3 separate regions of the Homo sapiens genome follow, and regions 2 and 3 are each linked to region 1. A link is a loop called in an ENCODE intact Hi-C map of the cell type or tissue named here. Cell type or tissue: PC-3. All regions are shown on one strand.

Region 1 (5,000 bases):
AAATATATAACAATTTTTAAAAACTTTAAAAGAAACTTTGGCATTCTAGCATTCGCTATACAGGGTGGCAGGCTAAGATGCTCCAGTAGATGCTGAGACCCAGTAAGTGGCAATCCACTCAAACCACTCACTATTCATCACTGGCAGTCATAGGAGGGTATTCAGGAAATACACAATCTAAGCTGGGTTTTAACAAGACCACTCTGGCTGCTGTGTAGGGAACAGACAATGGAAGACCACTTAGAGGCCACTGCAATAATCCAGTGAAAGATGATGGGGCTTTGGTGTAATCTTGTGTTTGAAAGAAATATCATAATCTAGCCCAACTCAGTCATTAAGCTGATGACATTAATTCATTCATTCAACAGTTTATGTATCTTGTAATATAACACATTGTATCTGTAATTCTTAAGGAGATATACCTGTGTGGTCTTATTCAAAACGGAGTAAACATTTCTGTAAAACCAATAGTGAAATTTGTATGGCTATATGAAATAAAGTTTAATTTTAAACCATCTTTCCAATGATGATTACCTACATTGAAAAATTCAAATATACTTAAAATAGTTTTCTTTCATTTTTTAACATCACAAGATAAACTAGTTTATCTCATATTTTCATCCACTTGGCTACATGTAAAGCATGTCCAAACTTGTAGGAGGCTGAATTATAGACAATTACCCCTTGCAGGTTTGATATAGGACACTTGTACATTGGCAATACTGCTTATTTACATGACCCTCATGGAAGCTCATTATTTTGTAGATCAGGATGTGGTAATCATTCCAATGAAGAAATCAATATTACGTAGCCAAATCTGGTTCTTATAAGAAATTTTATTTTTATCATTTTATTTTTTCAATTCTTAAAATTTATTCAGATTGATATAAAATTCCAAAATATGAATAAATGCCACCAGATGGCATTTAAATTAGCCTCTGAAATACATGTTGCAGATTTTAAGCAGATGATTAAAAAATAGACTTTATAATAAACATAATTTTTATTTTCTGATCAAATATTTTTGTAGATAGAAATAATTCAGCTTCCTTGCTTATTGTAGGATATGTTTTCCCAGGTGATAGTTCTAATTACATTAGCTGGCAACATTAATTCACTCTATGTTTGAATTTTTATTCCTTTGTACCTCTTTTTAATATATTCAACACACACTTTGTTTTTTAAAAGAACACTGTAATAATTATTCCTGTGGAACCATGTAATGTATTGAGTGAAATGATTTTAAAATATATATGTCTTTGTACATAGTACCCATACAAGTGAATATATATGTAATATTTATAATTATTATATTATAACTTTGGTTAATTCAAGTTTCTTCTTTATTTTTATTTATTTTTTTCTTTGTTTCTGTAAATTATATTTTAACATACTTGACTAAGTGGTATTATAATTAAATACTCTGTTCTCACTATTCAGCTGTCACAGGTAAAATATGTCTAATACATAAGAAAATTTTCATTGTTTGTTTCTAGAATACTTCCTCGCACTTCATGGGTTAAAACAGATGTATACACACACTCATACACATGTGCACACACATACACACAGGAGTATGTATATATTGTATACATATATGTGATATATATACTTTAAATATATACACTTTAATGAATGGGACTATCTGTTCCTGGAAGCTGAGGGATTTATATTATTTTTAATACTTTTATCTTAGTTCATACATACAAACACTCAGTAAATATTTGTTAAATAAATGAATATAAGTGCATGCCCTTGTCTGATTCTCAATGGGAAAATGTATTCTTTTGAGTTACTTTGACAGAGAGGGAAATCATGGCCTATTTTTCACTATATTTAATTTCTCAATTTATAACTATAGCTATTGGTTTAAGAATTTTAGGATGGGTACAGTGGCTCATGCCTGTAATCATAGCACTTTGGGCGGCTGAAGCAGAAGGATCGCTTGAGCTCAGGTGTTCAAGGCTGCCAAGAGCCACGATAGCACCCCTGTACTCCAGTCTGGGTGACAGAGCAAGACTCTGTCTCTAAGTAAGTAAGTAAATAAATAAATATTTTAAACCTTCCTTTGAAAAAACATTTATTACGGTCATCCAGATTTCTCAAGGACCTTGAGTGTGTTTTTCATTGGAGCACTTAAGCACTGTTGACACAAATTGGTGTCTCTGAGTCCTTGTCTCCAAATTGCACTTATTAAGCACTGCCTTCAGGTGAGATCAATATTTTTTGAAAGTCTCCAAATTTACTTTATAAAATTATGTGCTTGTATTTGCTGAGCAATTATGCGCTCATAAGATGTGAAATATTTTAACTCTTTCCTAAGACCACACACAAAGAAAGCTATCTACACTAAAAGGCCAGACTCTCTTTTTTTTTATTTTTAAGAAAAATAAATGCTCCTTTTGTTTGTAACCATATAGACATAAAGGATCTTTTCAAAATCCTTCTTCTTTCTCAGAGTCCACACCCAAAACATGCTTTAATTTTGGCTGATGTTCTTTCCTAAGAAAATTTTCTACTTGCTACATCTCCACATTCCCTGCCCTGACTGAGGCTCTGACCTCTCCCGAGCTTTCTCAGCAGCTTCCTGTTTACCTTCCTGACCCTAACTAGTCTCTCTCCCTTCTTTCATATTGCTGTCAGGGTGATTTTTCTAAGGTGAAAATCTGATCCCTTCACTGTTACGCTTACATTCTCCAGTGGGTCCCTGGAGCCTCCTCCTTCAATATTTCAGCATTCCCTTCTCTGTGACACTGTCCCTGATTCGTGAAAGGTCATCTCTGTGGGCCCTGTGTTATCTTAGGTGTACCCAACCCAACCTGACAACCTTGACTATAAAAAATAATCTCTCTATATTTAGGTGTGTAGATAGAGATATTTCTTCCCAGAAGTCTGTGAGATTCTTGAGTGTAAGGATCAGACCTCCCCCTATCAGTCCCAGTGCCTGTCACAGCACCTGAAACATACCAGGTATTCACAAAAGATAGATTTGTAGGAATAAAATCTATCCAAGCGATCCATTGTTTCCATTTGCTTTTGCTGTTGTTGACACAATGCACTTTATTTCTTACCAGCAGGTGTCGCAATAGCTCCATGTTTTCAGCATGATTTTTGGCTTTTCTGCTTTGCTGTAACATATTAATTGGGCTGTTATGGGAAGGAGATGATAATTTAGGCACTGTTTACAGAATAAAGCTGATTTAACCTTCAGTTTCTCTGTGAACATTTTTTTTTCCAAACATAGTGTTCCAACTGAAATTGCCAAAGTAAAAGGAAGACTTCAAATTTAAAAAACGATTAGAGTGAAATAAAAATTCAAGCTAGGGCATCAAGTTAAAAACACAGGAAAAATGTGAAGCACAAAATCAACACCTCAGAATGGTAATGGCAAAATGACAGCTATAGCCACACAACTGTTTCTTTCCATCTCACAAGCGAAAAGCAAATTGTGTTTGGTATTTTAGCAGGAGAGCTCAAAGGAAAAACATGGTCCAGAGTGAAATGTGCCTTGTTTTTAGGGTTCTTTCGCTTTGAAGAGCTCGAGATACTGACAAAAAACTTTAAATCATGGACCCATGAACATTAGAAATGTAACAGTTTTACAAGCTGAGAACCAGGGAAAATGAAGAAACAAACAGAAAAAGAAACACCAGGAGATGATAAATCATCTCTAAAAGTATGAAAACATATAGTGAAGAAAATTATTTAAATAAGATATGCAGTGGTCAGGTACACATTACTGAATACTTGCAGCTGAGGGTAGTAAAGGGACAAGAAAGTCTTGGAATCAGACGATCCAGGTGATGGATTCTAAAATTACTAGTCGTGTAACCTAGGACTATATAGACCCTGGCATCTCAAATCATCTGTAATTCCAAACATAAAATAAAGCCCATTTACAAAGGGTATTGTGAGGGTCAAATATGATAAATCATGTAAACATGCTTCATGTTCTTTAAAATGCTATATTTGCATAAAGCAGTATTAGAGAAGGATGAAGGCAACACTTATTGAACATCTGTGATGTGGAGTGCTGGATACTTTACATAAAATCACATGCAATTATTTTCCAGTAGAGAAGATTCTCTCCAAAGTTTCCTAGTCCACAAGCTGCAATCACAGCTCCCTCCTCCTCACATCTCCTTTCTGTCATGGCCCTGTCACCATATTCCAATGAATACCTCTGAAATATGTAAATGATAGATATTACTGCCAGCCTAAACATTGAAGGAACTCAATGAGGGGTGAGCTTTACTAGAACTAGTAATTTTCAGCTTCCAGAGGCCTTGTGGTAGGGTTGAGTTAGAATTAGTGCTTCTAAAGAAGCTCTGGATATATTTGCCAACAAATTCTGAGTGGAAACTTTCTTTTGAAGATGTAAAGGAATTTATCATCAGACCAAGATCACATGTACCTTTTTAGACCTTTTTATGTGGATAGAAGAGACTTTTTAAAAAAAATTCAAAGGTTTCTTCTATTGCAGGTTAAAACTAGTTTTGGAAGATGACACTTTGAGACAATAGGAATAGCCTTACCCCAGATGATCTCTCAATGAATTTTTCTTAATAAATTAAGATTAAGCCATATACCAAGCAATACAGCAATCTATATTTCTAAGGTTATTAATTTCATTATATGCACACAAGTGTAAATTGTTTAGTGATTTGTAATTTCCATTCCAGAAATAATCAGACTTGGAGAGGCAAAACATATCATCTTATATGTATATACTTTTGGGTGCATTCGAGTCAATAGTGTTATTCTAGTGAACATCACATGGGCTGGGTAAGAAAAAAAGAAGCAAAAAAAAAGTGAAAGAGAGAAAGGAAACTCTAAGATTTTGTTCAGTTTAAGGTACAGAAAGTGAATCTTACAGCAGTGAATGCGCTTAATTCCATGCTAACTTTCTCTCCTTTTATTCACCTTTGATTTTAGATAAATTATGCTTCAGATATTTGCTGTTAAAAGAACCCAAATAGTGCCAGAAATTAAACTGTTCA
Region 2 (5,000 bases), 220 kb after region 1:
AAAGTAACCAACTGACTAAGTTGGATGTTAAAAAATTTAGCAACACTGGGGAGAGAAACAAAGGAGAAAAATGGTTTACTAATTCATGGGTTCTGAAAAGGAAGAGAACCCCTCAGTCTGACCTCAAAGGGAAAATTAAAGGACAAAACTTAAAATTAAATTTACATCCTTTTAGAAAAGTCAGAGTCCATCCAGAAAAATCCTTGTCAAGTCTCCCAAAGCAATGCAAGCAGGTATTGTTGCCTCCTAAGAAATTATCCAAAACTTCTGAGACAGAAGCCAAAATAAATACTGTGTGTTCTGCAGATTTTCTTCAACAGTCAGAGAGTAGCAACTATGTTAGACTCACTTCAAAGAGGCTGCCTCTGAAACATGACTCAAAGCAGACCCCATATTATCAACGAAACACTAAACGTGCCCCCCTGCTCAGTGCTAACAACTTGCGTGTAGTCAACCAGAGCTCTATAGAAAGCAGCTGTTACTCAGCTGGCCACATTCCTGATGGAAACACATCAAAATTGCCCCAACCTACACCCACTGATGCTGAGCACAGGCACTCACATTCTCAATTCTCAACTGAGCAAATGGAAGATGCAACTCAGCTTGAATCAAAAGTGCTTAGTTATTTAGCAACTACTTGGGAAAATACAGGAAGTGATGTTTTACCATTCCAACATTCCAGGAGGGCTACTGACCAAGGGACAACGGAGTCCACTGAGCACATGGGACAGAATGTATCAAAGACCAGTGAGTTAAATCAGTTTTCTTTGTCCCCGAGGAATCAAACACAACTTTTAGATGCTCACAAGACTGACAGCTACAACAAGGAATACACTTTAGACCAAAATGAAGCCTTACAACACAGAGAGCAAAATTCAAGTCATGCACAGCTTGAAAATAAAGAAAAAACATTAATGACAAAACCCCAAATATCACATCAAATTGTGGAAAATTGTATTATGGATAAGGAAGAAAATGATGTAGAAAAAAAACTTTCAAAAACAGAAACTTATGATTCCTCTCTCATTCCCCAAACACAATCCAAGAACAACCTATCATTTATGAAGACAAATTCAATTCCATACCAAAATAGAATAGAACTTCCCAAGGATATCAGTACTTCTCCTGTTAGTAGTCAAGCCGTTTGGCACCTAACCAATAGTAGCGAAAAAGGAATTGACAGCACAAATGCATTGCCCAGAAATGACGGCACTGAAGCACTAGAGATAAAAATAGTAGGGAAAGAAGAGAAAAATATGCTTGATGAAAGCAAGACAGATTCTAGTATGTTAACTCAGATCTCACAAATGACCTTAAAAGGCATCACAAAAGAAAGGCAGCAAACTTGGGAAAATGGAACAAGTGAAAAATATATATTACATGATGCAAGCTCTGCCGAGGAGACCATTACAGCTAAAGATTTAAGTATCACAAGTTCCCATGAAACCCAAAATAGAATACTTTGCAGTGAAGTAGATCCTGAAGTTAACAGTAATGTACATAATTTTAGAGAAGTTCAAAATATTCAACCAGATAAAGATAGTGCACATAAAGAAGGCGCAATGACAGTGGAGACACATGAAGCGCTTTCCTTCTTACCAGGGTTAAAAGACAGTTTTGAGGCAGAAAATGAGGTGTTTTTAGTTCCTAGCAGAATAAATGAAGCTGAAAACTCTGCTCCAAAACCTGTACTGTATCCACCATCTGCTGAATATGCTACTACATCACCTTTAGAAACAGAATAAAGTGAACAAAATAACTCAAATAATAATCCTTTTCTACTTTAGCTTTCTTCAAGAGGACAAACACCCACTAGCCTTTGCATGCATTAGAAGTGGATCATTTTGGAGGACAACAACGTCCTCAGTAACTCTTTGTTATCAATAAAATAAAACCAGAGTTGAATATATGACAAAAATCAAAGATGGAGTCATAGGATACGTCTGACACAATTAACTGAGTATGCTTCTCTAAGGAATGAAAAAACAAGTAAGAAAAGTTTTGCCAAGTCTTGCAAAAGCAAGCAAACATTGAAAAAAAAAAAGCCTTAAACAAATGAAAAACTACATAAGAAGAGTATTTGAGCAGATTTACATTTGATGTTTATTTCATGTAAATTATTATACATATCTCAATTAGTGGTATTACAATATTGCTTTCTACATGGATAATTATATATTCATATTTGTGTTTGATCTGTTTTCCTAATTATAGTATGAAAATAAAAATTCAGCTTTGTTAACTGTAGTGTAACTGATATGCATATTGGTATGTTTCATACATTTGCAATTGTCCTGTTGACAATCATCCCAGATTTAAGTAGAAGTCTTTAAAACTTGTTATTTCTCTAAGAGAAAAAAATTAAGGATTTCCAGGGATAGTTGGCTGTTCCCATAAAGATCTGCAAAATCCTATATATCCACTAGGTGGAGATCTCAGCTTCAATCATTTTAGAAGAACAGGGCTTGAAGATCGACACAATGGATCCTGAACAAAAGGAATTTTAATGAGCTTTATTGCCAATTGTTATTAATTTAAGATTTTGAAAACTAAATAACCTATTAGTGCATAGCTTTCAAGGTCTGATCTCTTGGGTTTCGCATGCCACTGTTGTTTGGAGTGAGAACTCCTCCTTATACACTGGAATTAAATGTGAATATAAATATTAAATTTAAAAACAGTAACAGAACAAACATGTCTCATTCAAAGCCATGCTTATTTGAAAAATATAGATATATTCAAATAATTTAATTATTGAGACCACTGTAAAAAATATTTGAAGCATACCTTCACAATTTAGAATATTATAATATTTTACATTTTTTAGTAGGGGAACAAAAATGTTAAAAGGGAAACAAACTTCCTCTTCTCCTATCTCTACACCTGTCTAGGTCTATACATCTTTATATCTGCATTTGGTAGAATAATAATAATAAATAAGCTTTATAAACCTTATAAGATTAGAACAACATAAATATTGCCTACATACCCCGCCTCTTTTGTTTCCCTTCCTATTCAGAGTTGCTAGGAAATAACTTAAGTTTCTTATTTTGAAAATTCCTAAACTTCTTACCTCTCTTCTTCATCTTTTCTCGCCAATATTCAAGACTTTATTGCTTTTAATCCTAATTCCTCTGGTATTTCTGTTCATTATCTCTGCTTGAGCTTAACTGCTATGCCACCTATCTGCCTTGCCTGACCCCACTTTATTTTTAAAGCACCTTTAAGGTGAGACGAGTATCTATGCCAACTTCTTGCATGATAAGTTTATTCCACCCTAATCGACAGTTTCTTCATCTTTGTAGACCAGGTCACTTTTTTTCTTGGTAGCTATCTTTCTTTTTCCTTTTTTTTTTTCTTCTTCTTTAAAGCGCTGTCACCTTACTTCAGCACCTTTAGCTTTGTTCTCTCTGCTCTCACTGCCAAGAATATCCCTGATATCTAGAGGCCTAATGAGTACTCTTGGTCACTAACTGACTCTCAGGAGGCAGCAATCCTAGTTCTCCTGGTCTCTTTTCTCTCTTCCATTTCTGAAATCCAGTCTTTTACCTCTTTATGATGTTTCCTTTGAAATAGTTCTCAGGTTTACCCTTGCCCTTGAATCTCCATGGTAACCATTGTAGTCTGTGTGTTGTAATCAACTGGATTACTCAAACAGCAGTCCAGCTGGCTGCTCCAACTTCATTGTCTTTTGCTTGAGTTTCAACCCATTCATTTTTTATCTTTGTTGGGCACAAATCACCTGGGGCGCTTGTTAAATTGTGGAGTTTCAGGCTCCATCTGAGAGATTTTAATTCAGTAAACTTAGATTAGGGCCCCAGAATCTTCATTTCAACAAACTTTCCAGGGTAATCTGGAATACATAGTTTGCAGCCCACATATTAAGAATCAATGCTTAGCTATTCCAATGAGCATTACAAGATAATTCAGTGTTTGCCTTACTGTAGGAACTACAATTTTTTTAAGTAAATAAATCCTTTGTATCAAACTCAGATGAACTTCCTAAAAAATTACTTTTATCTTTTCACTCCTTTAGAGAAAAAAATATAATTGCCATAATTTCACGTCCAAATTTCCTGTTCCAGTTTCCAAAATCTGTCACTATCTAGTATCAGGCTTTTTTCTACCTCTTACTGTTTTCCAACCTTCTCCCATCTTCAATAGACTATTCTTCTTACTCTCCTCAATGTTCTAGTTTATGAGTTTTGACTAAGAAGACATCCTGGAGAAAATACTGTGCTTCAAATTCAAGGAATGAAGTAAAGACAGATATGCAAGAAAAAATGAGAAGCACAGTTGATAACCTAGAAAGTAATGACCAGAATAGCATGATGTTAGTGTCCTCCATCTAAAGATGAACTTGTTTCAAATAATGCCTGATACAGAGATTTAACCTCTCCATGGCTACAATGTTGCAACTGCTACTAGTCTTTCCCTTGTATCTGTTCTCCTAATGAATTTTCGTATGTTCTGGTTGCTTAGACTGTTTTTCTTTCTCACCAAGCCGCCTTCTTTCAGAAAACTACTGTTTATGGCCTCAGCTCAAGTGTTACTCTTTTTGGGAAGCCTTCACTAACCTGCATTCTGTCTTTGTCCCCCAACTTGCGAGTAGTATTGTTTTAGTATATAGTCTCACAGAGTTTTGTCTTTCTTAACCTTGGCAGTTAACTATAGAATCATTAAAATGTTTATTCAATCAATCTCCATATAACTAGCAGGTCTTAAACTCCATTTAAGAGTTTACATCTCTATTGAATCCCTTTCCCCTATCCTAGGAGGTATACAGTAGGAACTCAACAAATAATTGTTGAAGGAAAGAATGAAAAACAGCCCACTGTTCCCTTTTCTTTGCCACTCAGCTTGCTAACATGATGAAGACCTTACTGGACAATTAAGAAAGACTCAAGTGAGTCACATACAGAAGCAGCTCAACTTCATTATCCTGAGGTGGTTACCAGAGCCAAGTCAGGCTCAACTGACTGGCAGACCCACATATCTCA
Region 3 (5,000 bases), 850 kb after region 1:
TTTCCTAAACATAGTGCTTTTGAAATTCATTTATGTGGTAGGATGTATCAGAAGTTTCTTCCTCTTTATTGCTGAGTAGTATTCCATTGTACAGATAATATCACAATTTGTTTATTCTTGTATTGTTGGGCACTTGGTTTGTTTCTGTTTTTCTCCCAGATTTATGAAGGAATCATGGACAAATAAAAATTGTACATATTTATGAAGTACAGTGTGATGTTTTAACATATGTATATATTGTGAAATATATCAAATGAATTAGCATATCCATCATATATACTTTTTGTGGTGAGAATATTTAAGATTTAATCTCTTTTTTGAGTATATAATACATTATTATTGTTAACTATAGTGATGCTGCTGTGCAGTACATCTTCAGAATCTATTCATTCTAACTGAGACTTTGTGCACTTTAACCAGCATCTCCCCAAGCCTTCTCTGCTACACTCTCCACCCATGTCAGCCCCAGGCAAACACCATTCTATTCTTCATGAATTTAACTTTCTTATATTCCACATATAAGTGAGAACATATGGCATTTGCCTTATCTCACTTAGCATAATGTCTTTCAGGTTTTCCATGTTGTCCCAAGACAAGATTTCCTCCTTATTTTTAAGGCTGAATAGAACTCAGTTTTGTGTCTGTCTGTCTGTCTATACATCTATCTATCTATCTATCTATCTATCTATCTATCTATCATCTTTTATCTATAGCACATTTTCTTTATTCAATTTTTTTGTTGATAGACATGTAAGTTGATTTCATATTTAGGATATTGTGAATAATGCAACAATGGATATGAAAGTACATATATCACTTTGACATATGTAGTTATTAAGTTTTTTTGAATATCTACCCAAAAGAGGGATTACTGGATCATATGGTAGTTCTGTTTTTAATTTTTTGAGGAATCTTCATGCTATTGTTCATAATGGCTGCACTAATTTACATCCCCATTAACTTTATACAAGGGTTCCCTTTTTTTCCACATCCCTGTCAATGTCTGTTTTCATTTGCCTTTTTGATAGTAGCCGTTCTAACAGGTGTGAGATGATATTTCATTATGGTTTTTATTGGCATTTCTCTGATGGCAAGTGACATTGAGTACTTTTTCTTATGCCTGTTTGCCATTTGTGTCTTCCTTTGATAAATGTCAATTCAGGTCTTTTGCCCAATTTTTAATCATAATATTTGTTCTCTTGTTATTGAATTGAATTCCTTATATATTTTGAATATTAACTTCTTATTGTATGTATGGTTTGCATTCCATAATTTTTGGAATTTTGTGTCTTCATTTTCATGCTTCTCAAAGTATTTTATAATTTATCTTGTGATACCTTCTCTGACTCATTGGTTCTAGGAGTGTCTTAATTTTGACATATTCATGAATTTTCATTTTTTAATTATTGATTTCTAATTTCATTTAATTATAGTCAGAAATCACACTCTGTATGGTTTCAATTCTACCTTTTTTCATTATTTTTGAGTGGAGTATTCCATATGTGTTGGTTAGATCTAGTTGGTATATAAAATTTTTTAAATTTTAAATTTCATTTTATTTTCCACATAGTTGATCTAATTTTTATTACAATTAGGTATGGTAATTTCCAGTTTTTATTATGAGTTGTCTCTTTGCCTTTCAATTTTGTAAGTTTCTTCTTCATGTGCTTTAGGGTTCTGTTAATTGGATATATTTTTATAATTATTATAACTTCCTGATGAATTATTACATCATTGTTAATATGTCATCCGTTATGTCTAGTAACTTTCTTTAGTCTATTTTATATTATATTAGTTAGTTCAGCCACACCAGTTTTCTTATGGTTGCTCTTTGGATGACATATATTTTCATCCCTCCACTTTTAACCTATTTCTATGTTTGAATCTAAAGTATGTCCCCTGTGGACCATATGTAGGTGGATTTAAAAAAAAATCAAATTTGACAATCTCTATCATTTGATTAACTTTTAAAATCTATTTATATTTAATACTATTATTGATATAGCTGGATTTATATCTGCTATTTTACTTTTGTTTTCAATATGTTTCATGTCTTTTTTATTCTTCTTTAGTGCTTTCTTTAGTATCAACTGAATATTTTCTAGTGTGTAAAATTTTGATTTCATTGAAATGTTTGCTAATATTTCTTTAATGTTACAGTATAATGTTACCAGTTCTATACGAGTTTATCTTCTAGTGGATGCTTTAGGACTTACTATATACTGCTTTCTTATGAGTGTCTACTTCTGGTTTATACTAATTCCGGTGATACACAGAAACTCATTCCTATATTGCCCTATTCTCTTTCCCATTTTTGAACTATTACTGCTGTATATTTTACATATATACATGTTAACAACCCAACAGTCTATTGATATAATTATTACTACATATAATTTAATTTTTAAAGAAACTAGGAGAAAAAAAGAGTAAGTATATATTTCTAGAGATCCTTATTTTAATCTTTTTATTTATTGCTTCTGGTTCTCTTTATTTGTTCCTGTGCATTCAAGTTATTATCTCACAGCATTCTCCTACCACTTTGCTCTCTCTTTTCTCCTTTTCTTTATTGTTATCCAGTATATTCTATATTTCTATATGCTTTAATCCCAAGAAGCATTTATATGTAAATATATTCTTTATAAAATTACTTTTAAAGTAACTTATGAAGGAAATGAAGAAATATGCACATATGTTGTATTTAATAATTTCATAATTATTTTTACCTATGTCTGTGTTTGCATGTGTATTCTAATTCCTGTCTGTGCCACTTGCTTTTGGCCTTAAACTTTCTTTAGTATTTATTGTAAGGCAAATTTGTTATAGATGAATTATCATAGTTTTCGTTTATTTGGGAAAGCCCTTACATTGTCTTCATCTTGAAACATACCTTAGCTGAATACAAGATTCTTGATTAACTTTTTAAAAATTTATTTCAACCCTTTGAACATGCCGTCCCACTGCCACCTGGCGGCCAGTGTTTCTGATGAGAAATTAGCTGTTAGCTCTATTAAAGTTCCCTTGTATATTACAAGTACTTTTCTCTTGCTGCTTTCAAGATTTTTGTCTTGTCTTTGGCTTTCTATGTTTTTAATATGATGTGTCGTCTGTGAATCTTTTTGTATTTACCTTTTTTGTTACTCTCTTTGCTGATGTGATTTGCTTATTTACTCAGAGACTTGGCTGAACTATTTTACTGAAGTTCATTTTTCCCACAGTGAAGCCTCTGATGTCACTTCTTAGAGGAGAAAACCTTGCACATGCCAACAGTCACATTGGAATGATGGTTCTTTAGCAGGACTCTCTTTGTCTCTTTCCCTGATCACTGTTAAGCTAGCTGCCTCTCTTAGTGTCATACTCAGCATTAGGCTTTCCTAATTGCTATCTGATTGTGTTGTTGTTTTCATCAATGTCATGGGACATACATTTTTTTATACTCTGATCGAATTGAATTCAAGTTCCTTTGCAGGTCTAGTTTTTAAAGCCAGTATCTGAGGTTGGTTATGACTCAAGAAGACTCTTCTCAGCTGTCTGTTTTCCTGCTTCTCTCTGGTAAACTAGCTGCCCTATGTTTTAGGAGGAGCTAACAGCCTTTTCATAATTGCTTAACAATATAATCTATATTGTTTTCCCAAATACTCTTAGCCTTAAAAATTTCCACACCCTGTTCCAAATAAAGTCAGTTCCTTTGGGGAGAACTTCAGAGTTCTCTCTTATTATGGCCTGCCTCTTTCTCCAGGCTAAATGTCTGAATCACTACTCCAGAACTGAGGATGGTGATAGTGTCCTACTTTTCCCAGAGTGACAACACTGCTTTATCAGCAGCACCCTGGAAAAATGTGGTAGCATCAGGTTTTCTTGGCTTGCCTTTCCTGGCATTGAACATCTGCCCTACTAGCAGCTAAGGTAAGAGTAATTGAGGCCCCCGTATTCTCTGTGTGCCACACATGGAGTACAGACTTTACCCTCTGAGAACTGATTGGATGGAGAAGGGAAATGCTCAAATTCTTGTTGGCACTTGCCTGGAATTGAACATCAGTAACACAAGGCTGGGGATTGTGAAAAATACTGACAGCCTGAACATACCATGAAGTTACTTTAGCCTTTCACTGTGAGCTTGGGCAAAAGGGAGCACCATCTTCTTAGCCACAACTTCCTGGAGCAGAGTGTCCATCACACTGGAACAGGAGAAGGAGGAAACTGGTAATGGCTCAAGTACAATAGACTCTCACCGTTCTGACAGAACATTAGCATATTTTCTTGAACACATTTCTTAATTGTTATATGCCTTTGGTAAAATTTTCAGAGACCTTAAATGGTTATTTTTAAAATATACGATCTTCACTAATTATGGTTGTTTTACTGGATAACAGGTCCATTGAGTGCCTCATACAACCATTATGAAAGTGAACAATAACAGTGATTTTGAATTTCCCTGAAGAATTAATGCTAAACCAGAGCCACAAAAAAATAGAAAGACCAGAAATTTCTTTCTTTAGTGCGTATGCTTCTACAATTTCAGCAAGTGCCCAAATGCCTATCTATTTTGGCTCCATCTGTGACCCTTCCAGGGTGGTCTGTCTCTCGTCAATACTGGATGACAAATTTGCTACATTACCAGACACAAAGATCATTTAATCAACTAAATTGTCTAACAGAGTATAATACTGATAGATCTCAGGACATATCCAAATTTTCTTTTTGAATGGAAGTATTCATTAATTTTATAACCTAATCAGAGTGTTGGTGGTTGAATAGAAATTCTTCAGGGAAGTTTGGGGGTTAAGTGTGGGGGAGATGAAGAGAAGCAAGTCATCGTAACTGCTACCTGGGAGGCATAAGAATCACTTGAACCTAGGAGGTGGAGGTTGCAGTGAACTGAGATCGCACCACTGCATTTCAGTGGATAGAGGGAGACTCTGTCTCAAAAAAAAAAAAAAAAAGAGAAAGAAAGCAGAAGGAGTAACAGTGTGTCTAAGAGAACATGTGAACTTGAATTA

What was found. Peaks named below come from ENCODE experiments on the same cell type or tissue, not always from the same donor. Only the 100,000 strongest peaks of a DNase experiment are listed, where the experiment ranks them.
Region 2: a loop joins it to region 1, with 5 times the contacts of the local background. A loop is called at or near these places in 6 of 110 quality-filtered maps.
Region 3: it touches region 1 in a loop (9-fold over the local background); 11 of 110 quality-filtered maps call a loop at or near these places.

Annotation. Positions count from the first base shown.
Region 1 is chr1:74,688,078-74,693,077 of GRCh38, reverse strand. No RefSeq gene overlaps it. Among named protein-coding and RNA genes, the nearest start is that of ERICH3, 17 kb to the right of the region's middle. In PC-3, a CTCF peak has its summit at 3,075 (motif pointing right); a DNase peak (open chromatin) is centred at 3,087; H3K27ac peaks cover 938 bases.
Region 2 is chr1:74,466,623-74,471,622 of GRCh38, reverse strand. All of the region lies in intron 23 of FPGT-TNNI3K (FPGT-TNNI3K readthrough), which reads right to left. All of the region lies in intron 21 of TNNI3K (TNNI3 interacting kinase), which reads right to left. LRRC53 (leucine rich repeat containing 53) reads left to right here. Exons shown (of 5, transcript NM_001382280.1): 5 at 1-2,247. The coding sequence ends at 1,745. Among named protein-coding and RNA genes, the nearest start is that of LRRC53, 43 kb to the left of the region's middle. In PC-3, CTCF peaks have their summits at 2,229 and 2,429 (motif pointing right); no DNase peak of the experiment used is centred here; H3K27me3 peaks cover 1,862 bases.
Region 3 is chr1:73,838,093-73,843,092 of GRCh38, reverse strand. No RefSeq gene overlaps it. Among named protein-coding and RNA genes, the nearest start is that of LINC02238, 170 kb to the right of the region's middle. In PC-3, a CTCF peak has its summit at 2,990 (motif pointing left); no DNase peak of the experiment used is centred here.